Linked DNA regions of Mus musculus: all the other regions are linked to region 2. The links are chromatin loops, found by intact Hi-C in ENCODE. Cell type or tissue: heart. All regions are shown on one strand. Region 1 has its middle 110 kb from the start of Cxcr4. Region 2 holds the start of Cxcr4 (chemokine (C-X-C motif) receptor 4). Region 3 has its middle 33 kb from the start of Gm23902.

Region 1 (4,000 bases), 110 kb after region 2:
TATATATGTGTTTTTGTATGTGATTGTATGTGTGTGGTGTTTATATGTGTATTGTGTATATATGTATGTGTATATGTGTGTGTGTGTGTGTGTGTGTGTGTGTGTGTGAGGGTGGGTATGTATGTGTGGTGTGTGTGTGGTACATATGTGTGTACTGTGTGTGTATGTGTTCTGTGCATATGTGTGCTGTGTATGGGTGTGGTGTATGTATGTGTATGTATGTGTTTGTGCTGTGTATATGGGGGTATGGTGTGGATGTCTGTATGTGTATGTGTGTGTATGTGTATGTGTGTGTGTGTGTATGGTATTGTTTGTGTGAATACAAATCAGAAGAGAGTCTCCAGTACCTCTTTACCCTCCATCTTGTTTAAATAGGGTCTCTTGTTCACTGCTTCATTCATCGGGCTAACTGACTTCTGACCTGGGGTTATCTTGTTTTCATCTCCCATCTTGCCATGGAAACCCTGGGCTTGCAAACACACATCATCTCACCTGGGTTTTGTGGGGGACCTGTGGTTTTGTCCTCACATCCACATGCTTGCATAGCAAATGCTTTGTCCACAGAGCATCTTCCCAGATCTCACTTTATATTTATTATTATTATTATTTTATGTTCTTGGTGACTGCTTTTGCATGATCTCTCTATGGCCATTCAGGGGCCACAGAAGTCTTGCTCAGGAAGAAAGGGCAGTGCCCTCACATCTCTGGTAACTTTTGAACATCTGGACTCGGAGAGACACTTCAGTGGTAGAGTTTTCCTGAGCCACAACTTTCCAGATAACTTACACTTTCCTGTTTGTATTTTGTAACATTGCTGGAAGCACCTGTTGGAATGGAAGGTCGGGTGTATCCTGAGCACTGCTTTGGGTCTTTGAAACATTTCAGGAGATGGTTAGGAGTTGAGGTCATAATCTTAGTACTTGCTAGCGTGCTAACCCTCTTGGTTGAACTCTGCATTCCAGAGGAGGAAAGATCCAGAGGGATAGGGAGCTTGTGTTAAGGTTTCAGAGTGACGGCAGCAGTAGGCTGCTCCCGGGACAATGTAACAACAGCAAAGGCCTCCTGAATGCCTCATAGAGACTGGAGACTTGCCCCTTTGTTTACTAAATTTCAACAACTTGTATTGCAAGAGACACACTCTCAGCTGAAGGAGCAGGAGGCATCATTGCTCTCAGCAGCTCAAGAGCATGGTTTGGTGTCTGTCAGGTTGGACCCAAGGGTATAATTGCATCATATGAGATAAGCTCTTCTTTCTGCTCTGTAGGAACCATGTGGCTTTCCTTTGTGTGGGTTTTCATTCTCTAGCAGGTGGGAGCTACATAGCAACTGCATCCCACAGGTGTAAATCATGGAATTTGAAATTCCAGTAGAGACAACTTAGCATCCTTATAGTGGGAACCCCAGGACTCATGTTCAGGAGTTCAAAGATGGCGACCCCCATCAGTCATTGACCAAAAGTAGGGAAGCTCTCTGTTAACTTCAGGAATCCCTTGGACCAGCTGGGTGGAGAGTGAGAGTGGAGGAGAGGCAGGACTCTGGGAGAAGGGAGCATCTGAGCAAGGAGGTGGCTGGAGGGTTGGTTTTTATTTTTGGTTGTTGTAGCAGCATAGATCCAGGGCTGATCGACAGTAGCATCCAGCCTTCTGCCTGTACAGGCTGCTCTTAGATCCTAGAAACATAACATCTGATATTTCAGGGGTGGGAGTATCAAGAATGGTACTATCTTGACCATTTCTGAGGATCTGGCCTCAGTCACTCTTCTCTGTTTTGGTTACACTCCTACATCTGGCTGTGCCAGGGCATCTAGCCAAGCATATCTCAGAGAAATATCTACATTGTTGGTGGCATGATTGTGACTTCCTGTCTTCCAATTTAGAATCTTTTTTTCTGCCTTGCTTTTTACTGTCTGGGTCATTTGATATTATATCTGGTGCTTCCTGTTTTGAAAGCCTCCGACTCTAGTCATCAGACTGTAGAAACCCCGGGGTCAACTTCTTCCTACTGATGCAGACTTTAGTCACTTGCTTTGGAGGACTAATTGTGATTTGCGTAATGAAAGCTGTCAGGTGTCTGCTGCTTTTCTCAGCCCCAGACACTTCCCTATTTATAAGTGTTTGTTTTTCAGACACTGGGACTTTCTCCCCTGGTGTGTATAGAGGAGGACTCTTAGTTACCATCCTCCCCACTCCCCAACTAACACTGCAGGAGTGCTTCTGTGTTCTTGGGAACAAGAACTCTTGGTTCCTTGGACCTGCTTCTCAGGACCAGGTGGATGCAGGCACGAGGGACTCAGCCAGTCGTCAACATTGTACCTGCCTCCTTTTCCAGACTCTGGTGTGTGTGTGTGTATGTGTGTGTGTGTGTGTGTGTGTGTGTGTGTGTGTGTGTGTGTGTGTGTGTGTGTTGTCCCCATTCTTTTCTTTCCACTTCAGAGTGGTCAGATTCAATTCAGTAGTACATCAGGCCTGCTAGTGTAAAGTAGCTAAGTTCATGTTTGCTTTATTCAACAAAGAAAGAGGACTATTTTCTCTCTAAAGTTTTGCTTCATTCAGCCTTCCCTTACATAGAACAGGTTGACATCAAAAGAGACAAGGCCTCATCGTCTCAGGAACAGGATGGTGGTGAGCTTGGCCTGGATAGCTTGTCCTCCAAGGAGAGAAACTTAGCTGTCTTGAGCTGGGACACGCTTACTTTATTTCTTGTTCTTTCTTTTGTTCCTCTCCTTCTTCTCTCCCTCCTTTCCTCCTCCCCTTCTTTCCTTCTTTCTTTCCTCCCTCTCTTCTTCCCTTCCTCCCCGTCCCTCCCTATTTGTGTGTGTGTGTGTGTGTGTGTGTGTGTGTGTGTGTGTGTGTGTGTTTGCAGGCCAGAGGACAACTTTGGGTCAGGAACAGGGTCCGTCTCCTTTGAGACAAGTTCTCTCACTGACCTGGAGCTCAGCAAGTAGACTAGGCTGGAGATTTTCCTGTCTCTCCCTCCTCAGTGTTTAGATGATAAGCAGGTACCAGCACCCCTGGGTATTTTCATGTGGGTTCTGGGGATTGCCCTGAGGTCTGCATGCTTGTAAAGCCAACACTTTGCTGATATGACTGTCTCCTAGCCTTTTACCTTGTTCCTTTTGTGGTGATAGTTGAGGGCAGACCCAGAGCGTTTTCTAAGATAATGAAGGCCAGAGCAAGGGAGGGATATGTGTTTATTTTAAAATGGCAGCAGCTTTGGGGAGAACATCTAGAAACATCAAAGCAGGCCCTGGAGACCAACATCTTGCTCCTTTTCTTCACGATGCCTTTGATGGGCAGGATGGCCTGGAGAAATGGAAGTATCCAGAGGGTGAGCTCCATGGTGTCACCTCTCAGGAGTTTGGTTCCTCGGGGAACCATCCATTGCTAGGCTCTCCAGAGCCAGAGAAGTTGGAGGCTACACTCTCTTCCCTCTCCTTTGCCCTCAGATTGAGAGACCTCAGACTGAGCCTTCAGTGTTTCAGCTAAACCTGGTCCAAGAGTGAGATAAATCCCTTTATCTCTGGATTCTCTCTTCATCCATCTTCCACTGGGTGATGAAGAAAGAGAGAAGGCATGCTTTCGTCCCGTCACATAAATCTACCTCTCCGAGCAGATGAGAGACATGTATACTCAACACCTCGCTTGAATGAGCTCAACCCATTACAGTCCTCAGCCCAAAGCAAGGGCCCACACCACCCACTGAGACACAATATTGTTTTGTGTTATGACTTAAAACAAGTAAAAGCCAATAAAAATCCCAACTCCCCCTTGTTTCTGTGTGGTGCTTTGAATGACCTCATTTCTTCTCTGAAACCAGGCGATTCAGAACTGACTGGAACCATTGATGGACAGACAGATTCAGATGAGACACTAAATGAATGCTCAGTATAAGGATGCTTTTACCAGCATCCTGCTGGATGAACACAGTTCTATAGCCCTAATCCTATCCGTAGTTCCAGGAGACTACCATATTGGATTATTACAGTAACCAGAGACTTCTC
Region 2 (4,000 bases):
TAAAGCCCCCCCCAACCACAAACAAACAAACAAAAACCCAAGCCAAAAAAACCCACAACCAAACCAAACAAACAAATCCTCCATTCAAACAAAGAAGTCACTCTCAAAACTGTGTGCGGTGGTATCCAGCGGCGTGGGGTTAAAGTCTGTGTTGAAGGAGATGGGATTTCTGTATGAGGATTAGCCAAAGGAGGAAGGAAAGAAAGAAAGAAAGAAAGAAAGAGAGAGAGAGAGAGAGAGAGAGAGAGAGAGAGAGAGAGAGAAAGAAAGAAAGAAAGAAAGAAAGAAAGAAAGAAAGAAAGAAAGAAAGAAAGAAAGAAAGAAAGAAAGAAAGAAAGAAAGAAAGACGGAGCTTGACGGTGGGGGTCCCCCAAAGACTCTTAGCTTTTTAGGCGCAAAACCTTGTTTTTCTCACGTCTGTCTAACACAAACTATTACATTTCGAGTCATGCGTAGTGAAGAAAGCTGGATAATGTGAAGGTCTTTGGGGGTTTAGGGTCAGCAGAGTGTTAGAAAGGAGCAAATAGCACTCCCCTACTTCACCCCGTGCGGCGCTTCTCTGGAAGGTGGGTCTCTCTTGCCAAACCCATGTTTATCACTGGGTGGATCTGGGACGTTAGAGTCACACTGTCCTGGGTGGGGAAAGTCACGGGGTCTGTACCCCGTGGTTTTCGCCCCCAAGTTTCACTTCCTCACTTTCCGGTCGCTTCCCATCCTGCAGCGGACCCAGTTAGTTACTGGAGTCCGAGGTAGGCAGCAGGAGTGGTCCAGACCGTGCGCACCCCGATGTCCGAGTCACCCACCTAGGGGCTGGCACCGTTGCCCATCATACCCAGGTCTACGACCAACACACAGCGGTTCTAGGGGTTCCTCCTGGCTGCGCGCCAGGATCGTTCCTCCGGGTGCGAGCGACAGATTGGGCTGCTCCAGCGCGAGCGCCTTTGAATTGCGCGCCGCCGGAGGAAACGGAAAAAAAAAAAAAAATCACCAAAGAACAAAACCCTCCCTAAGCGAGGGGGTTTCAAAAGGCTCAGGAAACCACCGACGGTTAAACACTGGGGCTCAGTCAAACAGTCTCCGAGCTTGCACCTGTTCATCCCTCCGGCGACCCGGCACAACCCAGGTGCGGTCCCAACATGCCCTCCTGTCCCCAACCGCCGTCATGGCCAGCAGCATCATGGTACAGACTTATGACCCTTTCTCAGGAACGATCCTAAAGGCAAGCCCGACCTCGGGAGGTTCGTTTGCCACTGCGGGGAAGTGGCGGGTCGGATGCCCGCAAAGCGCTGCTGCTCCATCCCAAAGCGACGTTCTCTCCGCGGCTGCCGCAGTTTGTGCCCCCCCTCTAGGCAAGCGACGCGGCAGACTAGCTCACTTTTCCCGCCGAAGACGGGCGCTCCTCTGTCTGCACTATGGAATTTCAGAACCGCACTCCTAACTCCAAGAACCGCTCCAAGACGCTCCGGTTCGAAGCTCACCCAGAATGTAGTGCCTACGCGTGCCGACTAAAGTCTCTAAATTCACACAATGTAAGAAACTCTAAGAAAACTCCTGTTTTCAGGAGGACCAGACGATGGTCTGAGTCTTGGGACAGAGGGCAAGCCCTTCTCCCTTTTTCAAAAAACTGGGACGTTTGCAAACAGCGTGCAAGTCGGCGCGCGCCGCGGGACTCAAGGGGGAGGGAAACAAGAGCAACCTTAGGAAAGCTCCATCTGAACCCGTCCCACTCAACTTACTGGCAAAAATATTCCTATCTTCCTCCCCCTATAGCCATGTTCACACACATAAAAAAAAATTAGTTCCCGCTCCTCCTTGTGACCCTGACACCCCTCAAGGTTTTAGTTGCTTCAACCCGCTCCTTAAAGGGGCTGAGCTCTAAGTTCACACGTTTGCACGTTTACTATAAAGTAGGATGCAAGTGGACTTACACTCACACTGATCGGTTCCATGGCAACACTCGCTCTACAGCCGTGGTGGTTACCGGAGCACCAAACGCCTCAGAGGTTTCACTGCTACCTGCTGCACCAGGCAACAAAATTGAAGTTTCTGGCCCGAACCGGACTTTTATAAAAACACGCTCCCGGGGCGGCGCATGCGCAGCTCGGACGGGGCGGGAGGAGACTGGCGGGGGCGGGGCGCAGGGCGCGGGCAAACAGAAGTCCAAGAGCCACTGCTGTTGTGTTTTAAGTCAGTATGGGTCCAGAGCCTGGCCGGATAATGTTCTCAGAGTTGGGGAAAGCAGGATGCCAGCCAGGGTGTTTCTGCGGGTCGCGCATCCATCCTTACCCACGTGGATAGAATTTTAGACCTGGAGTTTACGGGTGGAGAACTTGAGACAAGACTGGGGATGGGGGTGTGTGACTTGGAGCCTGCCTAACCAGTAGGCGGCAATGTTGGAACCTCCGCCAGGGTTCTATACTCTGAGCTGTCAGGAGTGATTACTACCAAAACTCTTCCAAGCAAGTGTGTGTTACTACATATTCATATAATGACATTAGGGTCAGGTGTGGCAGAAAGCACTTGCGGACCCATCCAGAAGCAGATATACTCCCAGGAAGAAAGTCACAATAGTGGCAACAATTTCGTGAAGAGATTTGGGTGTGTGTGTATGTAAAATGATTGAAATGTGCTTTATTATAAAGAATTGAGCGGCGAGGACTTTGTGTAATCACATCCTAAGAAATCCGCACAGAAACACTGGTTCATTTTCATTTCATAAGCACATAGGGGGATGCATCTAGTTAACAGATAATTACAGAGTCCCAGCTGGGAAGCTAGCCGCGATTCATGCGCAGTCAGTGGGCGCTCCACGAGCTCCAAGAGACCAAATGGAGCAGCCTGGGACTGCAAAGCCTGGCCTGAGCCCAGAGCTTTCGCTTCATGCCTATCTCGCGTCTCCCACGCAGAACACTAAGATGGGAAGTCTTAGTGAAGAGCTAGTTAGGTCAGGTTGGGGGCGTGGATGGCTAGGGAATCTCAGACAGGCTAAGGTTGCAGTGGGCGCCCAGACTGCTTCCCAGGCTCGCGCGGGATCCGACCGGCGCCGAGCCTGGGCTAGGCGGGGAGGGAGAAAAGGGTGGGGTCAGAACCAACCAGACCTCCAGCCAGAGACCGCGGGATCCAATGCCGGGGGCACTGGGGGTGGTGAGACATCCGGCAGCAGGAGCCTGGGTTGCTATGCAACCCAGATACCGCCCCCACCCCCTCCTGGAATGGACCAAAGGATAGGCAGGCCCAGACTGCGCCCTCAACTCCATCCCCGCCCCACTTCTCCCGTTCCTTTTTTGTTTGTTTGTTTGTTTGTTTGTTTGTTTTGTTTGAGGCAGTTTTATGTAGTACAGGCTGGACTCAGGCTCCGTATGTAGTTAAGGATGACCATGAATTTCTGATGATCCCGTTTGTCACCTGCCTAGTACTGGGATTACAGTTGTGTGCCACCACGCCCAATTTTCGTGCTGATAGGGCTTAAATCAGAGCTTTGTGTAGGCTAGGCAAGCAGTCTACTAACTGTACTATCATTTGCACCTCCTTCTTTAGCTAAGGAAGGCTTTCGGTTGGAAGTGCTGGGGAGCTGTTTTACAGCCTGGGAACTCGTCTCTCTCCATCTTCCTGTATGGCCTGGGCACTCTCCTTCAAAATGTGCTGTCAAAGTCCTCTTCTGCCCTGCACTTATGTGATCCAGAAAAGCTAAGGATGAAATTAGGAAGTGCGACCCTCAAAAACTGCTAAGTTAAAAGCCAAGAACTTCCACAAGCACTTTTAATTATATCCAATCATTACTAAAACATAGGCTCATATTTCCATAAACTAGTTAGGACAGACAGAAGAGCCCGTGGACCGGAATATCAGACCCATTAAAAGAGCGCTGGTGTTCAAGATCGGTAGCAGCAGGATGGTGAGCTGTGTCTAGCCTCCAAATTCCTGCATTCCCAAAGGCTAAAATGGGAGAAAGGGAATCTTGCGAACCTGTCCCTGAACGACAGAGAGTACAATCTGAGTA
Region 3 (4,000 bases), 140 kb before region 2:
CTCATTTCTTCTAGATCAATTGGAATTCTAATCAAGAAAGGGGCTTGATGGGGGCTGAGGACACAACTCAGTTGGCACTGTGCTTGCCAAGCATACCTGCGGCCTTGGGTTCAATCCCTAGCACCATGTAAACTAGGCCTGGTGGTGCGGGACGGTAATCCTAGAACATGGGAAATGAAGGCCGGAGGATGAGAGGTTCAGGGTCAATCTTGGCTGCATAGTGGGTTTGAGGCCAGCCTTGGTTACATGACTCTAACTCAAAAACAGCATGAAAACATAAAAATAAGGTGGGTGGGGGTAGGTGGGCAGGAGGAGGTAAACTTGGTGAAGCTCACTGAGAAAAGAGTAAGCAGTTGAGTGGAGCTTCAGGCTTTAAAAGGACTCAACAACATGTATTTCACACAGTGGACCTCAAAGACAAAATATCTACCTATACTGTGAGGAGATAAGAATTATCCAAACATTTTAAGGAGCCAAATCAAACCAAGAAGGCCTTCGAGATGGTCCAGTGGATAGAGGAGCTTGCCATGAAACCTGATGGTCTGAGTTCAATCTTAGAGATCCACCTGGTAGAGGAGAGAACCAACTCTTGCAGGTTGTCTGACTTTTACCCAAGTGCCATAGTGCATGTCCTTAGAGACAGACAGATGCACAGATATAATAGAATTTGTTTTTAATGAAAGCAAGCCTGTTCTTTTGTGTTTGTGTGTGGTGTGTATGTATGTGCACCTGTGTTTTCAGATGCATGGGCCAGTGTATGAGAATGCAGGGGCCAGAGCAGGACGTCTGGTGTCTTCCTCTCTTGCTCTTGCCCTTTAGGCTAGGCTGGTTAGCCAGTGAGCTTGTCTGGACTTCGCTTGTCTCCAGTCCTCTGCACTGGGGTTGTAGGCATGCTTGGCTATGACTGGCATTTACATTAGTCCCGGGGAATCAAACTCTTCACGTTCTTCATGCTTGCACAGCAAGTGTTCTTACTAAGCCATTTCCTCCAGCTTGAGAAAGATGTTTTCAGTGGAGAAAAAGCGATTAGGGCCGATTTAACAACACACATTGATTTATATGTTCCCTAAGTCACTATGCAGCAAACACTCCACTTGTGTTGATAGTACAGCTACCTTGACACCTTCAGTGACGTAGTTATAAAGCCAGACAGCTGAAGCAACTGTCCAAAATCGTCAAGCTCACGTCTTGCTAAGGCTTGTTTTGCCCCTATCTAGCACAACCTGTACCTCTGCATCTATACTTAGCAATGCACCTGCTAAGCTCCTTCATCCTTCAGGAAATGCCTCTACTTCCCGGAAAAAAAAAAAAAAAAAAAAAAAAAAAAAGATGCAACAAACTGCAACGCAAAATCCCAGCATAGCCAGCTAACTCCAGATTGAACTTTGGCTCCTATTCTAACAGACACCACGGTCAACTTCACAAATGACGTTCTCACACAAATATGGAGAGCACGTGCCATTTGGCTTCTGCTGTGTATATGACGCGTCTATTTGTGTTCTGAGATGGGTCTGTAAAGTGCCCGACAATCAAGCCTGAGGTCCTGGGTTCAGATCTCCAGGACCCTCATAAAGAGTCGAGTGTAGTGGTCGTGCTTGCCTGGAACCCCAGCACTGGGGAGGCAGAGACAGGTGGAATCTCACTGGCTTGTCTGTCCTGCTGACTCTGAGGACGAGAATAACCGTGGATGATACCCAGCGTCACTCTTGGCTTGCCACACCTGCTCAGGTGCACCTGTGTACACACACAGACATGTATGCCATACACAGGTATTCTTTTATGCATGCCTACTTTTTATTTTATTTTATTTTATTTTATTTTATTTTATTTTTTGGAAGTTCCTTACTACGCTAAGATTAAACCTCATTAAAGCGTTTGGAGGTAAACAACAACAAAAACTGCTTCTCACCAAAGCCTCCCTTTCCTTCTGCCAAGCAACAGTCACTTAACAGACCGGACCGGGAGTGAATAGGAAACGCTATACTCCAGATACTGTAATGAATAACCTCTGAGGGCCTGAACGCCTCTCTGTTCCCACAGACTGCTATCCAAAGAGCGCCGCTCCAACTCGGAAGGGAAGGATTTGCCCCGGCTTGGAAGGAAGTAGAATAAATAGAAACATAAGTGGCAAGGTCACCTTTAATATCATACGAACAGCTTCTCAACAAGCCTCACAATTGCTTTGTTTCTTCCTGCTCCTGTGCTATAAACAGGCAGAGTGCAGGCAAACTCTTAGAACACACACAGCGAGCAGAGGAAGCTCCCAGAGTCCCGAGGAAGGGGGAGGCGGCGGGCTCCCGGGACCACGAGGCATGCCAGGGTTAACAATTGTGTTAATGCTGCGGTGGCCAGAAGGGAAAACTGCTTGTTTTGAAAGGAAGGAGTTATATTGTCTTAAATTCCTGTGTATAAAATATAGGACAAACAAACTCCAGTGGGAATCTTCTATTGGGCTCTGTGGGATACTGTCTTCCCACTCGGCTTGTCTCTACTCCAGGTATCACACAGCGCTGATATGAAAGCGAGTCTTGAAAAGCCATCCTTAGGACCTGTTCAGTTGGGATGATAAACACCGGGTGGGCTCAGCACCGGGTTCCTCTGCAGAGGTCTTTCTCTCTTCACGGTCCTTCTTTCCTTCCTTTTGTTCTCTCTGTCTCTTCTTCTTTTCTTCCTCCCTGTCCCCCATTCCTTTCTGATTTTCACTCCTCCCTCTTTCTCTTTTGACAGACAGGCTCTCTAGCTAAGACTGGCCTCAAATTCAATATGCAGCAGAAGAAGACCTTGAATGTCCCTGCCTCTACTTCCCAAGCGGGAAGTTGAATTACAGACCCATACAACTTGCAGCTTGTTGGGTGCTGGAAATGGGACCAGGATCTAGTGCTTGTTAGATAACCATGCTCTCCTAACTGAGCTATAGCTCACCCCACCTCCACCTTTCTCTCTCCTTCTTTTGCTCATGTTCATTCCTCTTTTGTCTCCTATCTCTCTGCAGGCTGTCCTTTCCCTTTAAACGTCTCCTGGTTGAGGGGAAGCAAAGACTAGCTAGGTATGCAAAAGACCCCCAAACCATAAAATTATTGTTTTCATTGCTACTTCATAACTGTGGTGAATTGTAATGTAAATACTGATATGCAGGATATTTGATCTGTGACCCTCAATGGGGTTGAGACCCACAGGTTGAGAACCAACACTCTAAGAAGTCTGGATGCCAAACAGATATCCAGTAGGTCAGGGATTTCAGTGCTGTGGCTTTCAGGGATTCTTAGAGAATCCAGTATCTCTCTCATCTTGGAACACTGTAATGAAAACTGCACTTGCATTACTGTAAGAAGAAGAGGTGCAGAATTTGGACTGGGCTTTCAGTCCAAGAGAGATGACTTCGTACCTCTGGGATGCAGGCTATCAGGCATGTGTACTAGGCGACGTTGAACTGGATGCTGTGAATTGCTACTTGTCACTCCGTATCGTCTCTATGCTCAGCAAAGGCATTAGGTCCTCATTGTGTATTTGGTTCTATGTGCTGTGCTAGAGACTGAACCCAGGGCCTTAGACATGCCAGGAAATGCTCTACCATCAAGCTATAATCCCAGCTCCCTGAAACCTATTTATTTATTTATTTATTTATTTATTTATTTATTTACTTACTTACTTATTTATTTTTGTGACAGGGTCGAATGTATCCCAGGCTGGCCTCAACTTCTCTGTATAGCCAAGGATGACATTGTATCTTATTTATTTTACTGTTAATGTATGTGGGAGACGATCTTTCTACCTCATTAAGGTAGTCTCTCTCTCTCTCTCTCTCTCTCCTCTTTCTCTCTCAAGACTTGTTTATTTTTATTTCATGTGTATGAAGGTTTTGTCTGCATCTATGTATTTATATCATGTGAGGAGGCCAGAACTGGGCATTGGATCCCCTGGAACTGGAGTTACAGATCATTGTGAGCTGCTATGTGGGTACTAGAAACTGAACCCAGGTGCTCTGCAAGATCTGCAACTG

Evidence for each region. Peaks named below come from ENCODE experiments on the same cell type or tissue, not always from the same donor. Only the 100,000 strongest peaks of a DNase experiment are listed, where the experiment ranks them.
Region 1: a loop joins it to region 2, with 2.3 times the contacts of the local background. A loop is called at or near these places in 4 of 42 quality-filtered maps.
Region 3: a loop joins it to region 2, with 12 times the contacts of the local background. A loop is called at or near these places in 4 of 42 quality-filtered maps.

What each region holds. Positions count from the first base shown.
Region 1 is chr1:128,703,305-128,707,304 of GRCm38, forward strand. No RefSeq gene overlaps it. Among named protein-coding and RNA genes, the nearest start is that of Cxcr4, 110 kb to the left of the region's middle. In heart, no CTCF peak of the experiment used is centred here; a DNase peak (open chromatin) is centred at 1,997.
Region 2 is chr1:128,590,261-128,594,260 of GRCm38, forward strand. Cxcr4 (chemokine (C-X-C motif) receptor 4) reads right to left here and starts at 2,039. Exons shown (of 2, transcript NM_009911.3): 1 at 1,929-2,039. The coding sequence starts at 1,949. In heart, a CTCF peak has its summit at 2,383 (motif pointing right); DNase peaks (open chromatin) are centred at 721, 1,621, 2,131 and 3,021; H3K4me3 peaks cover 3,479 bases; H3K27ac peaks cover 2,075 bases; H3K27me3 peaks cover 662 bases.
Region 3 is chr1:128,455,014-128,459,013 of GRCm38, forward strand. No RefSeq gene overlaps it. Among named protein-coding and RNA genes, the nearest start is that of Gm23902, 33 kb to the right of the region's middle. In heart, no CTCF peak of the experiment used is centred here; DNase peaks (open chromatin) are centred at 1,458 and 2,268; H3K4me3 peaks cover 421 bases; H3K27ac peaks cover 793 bases.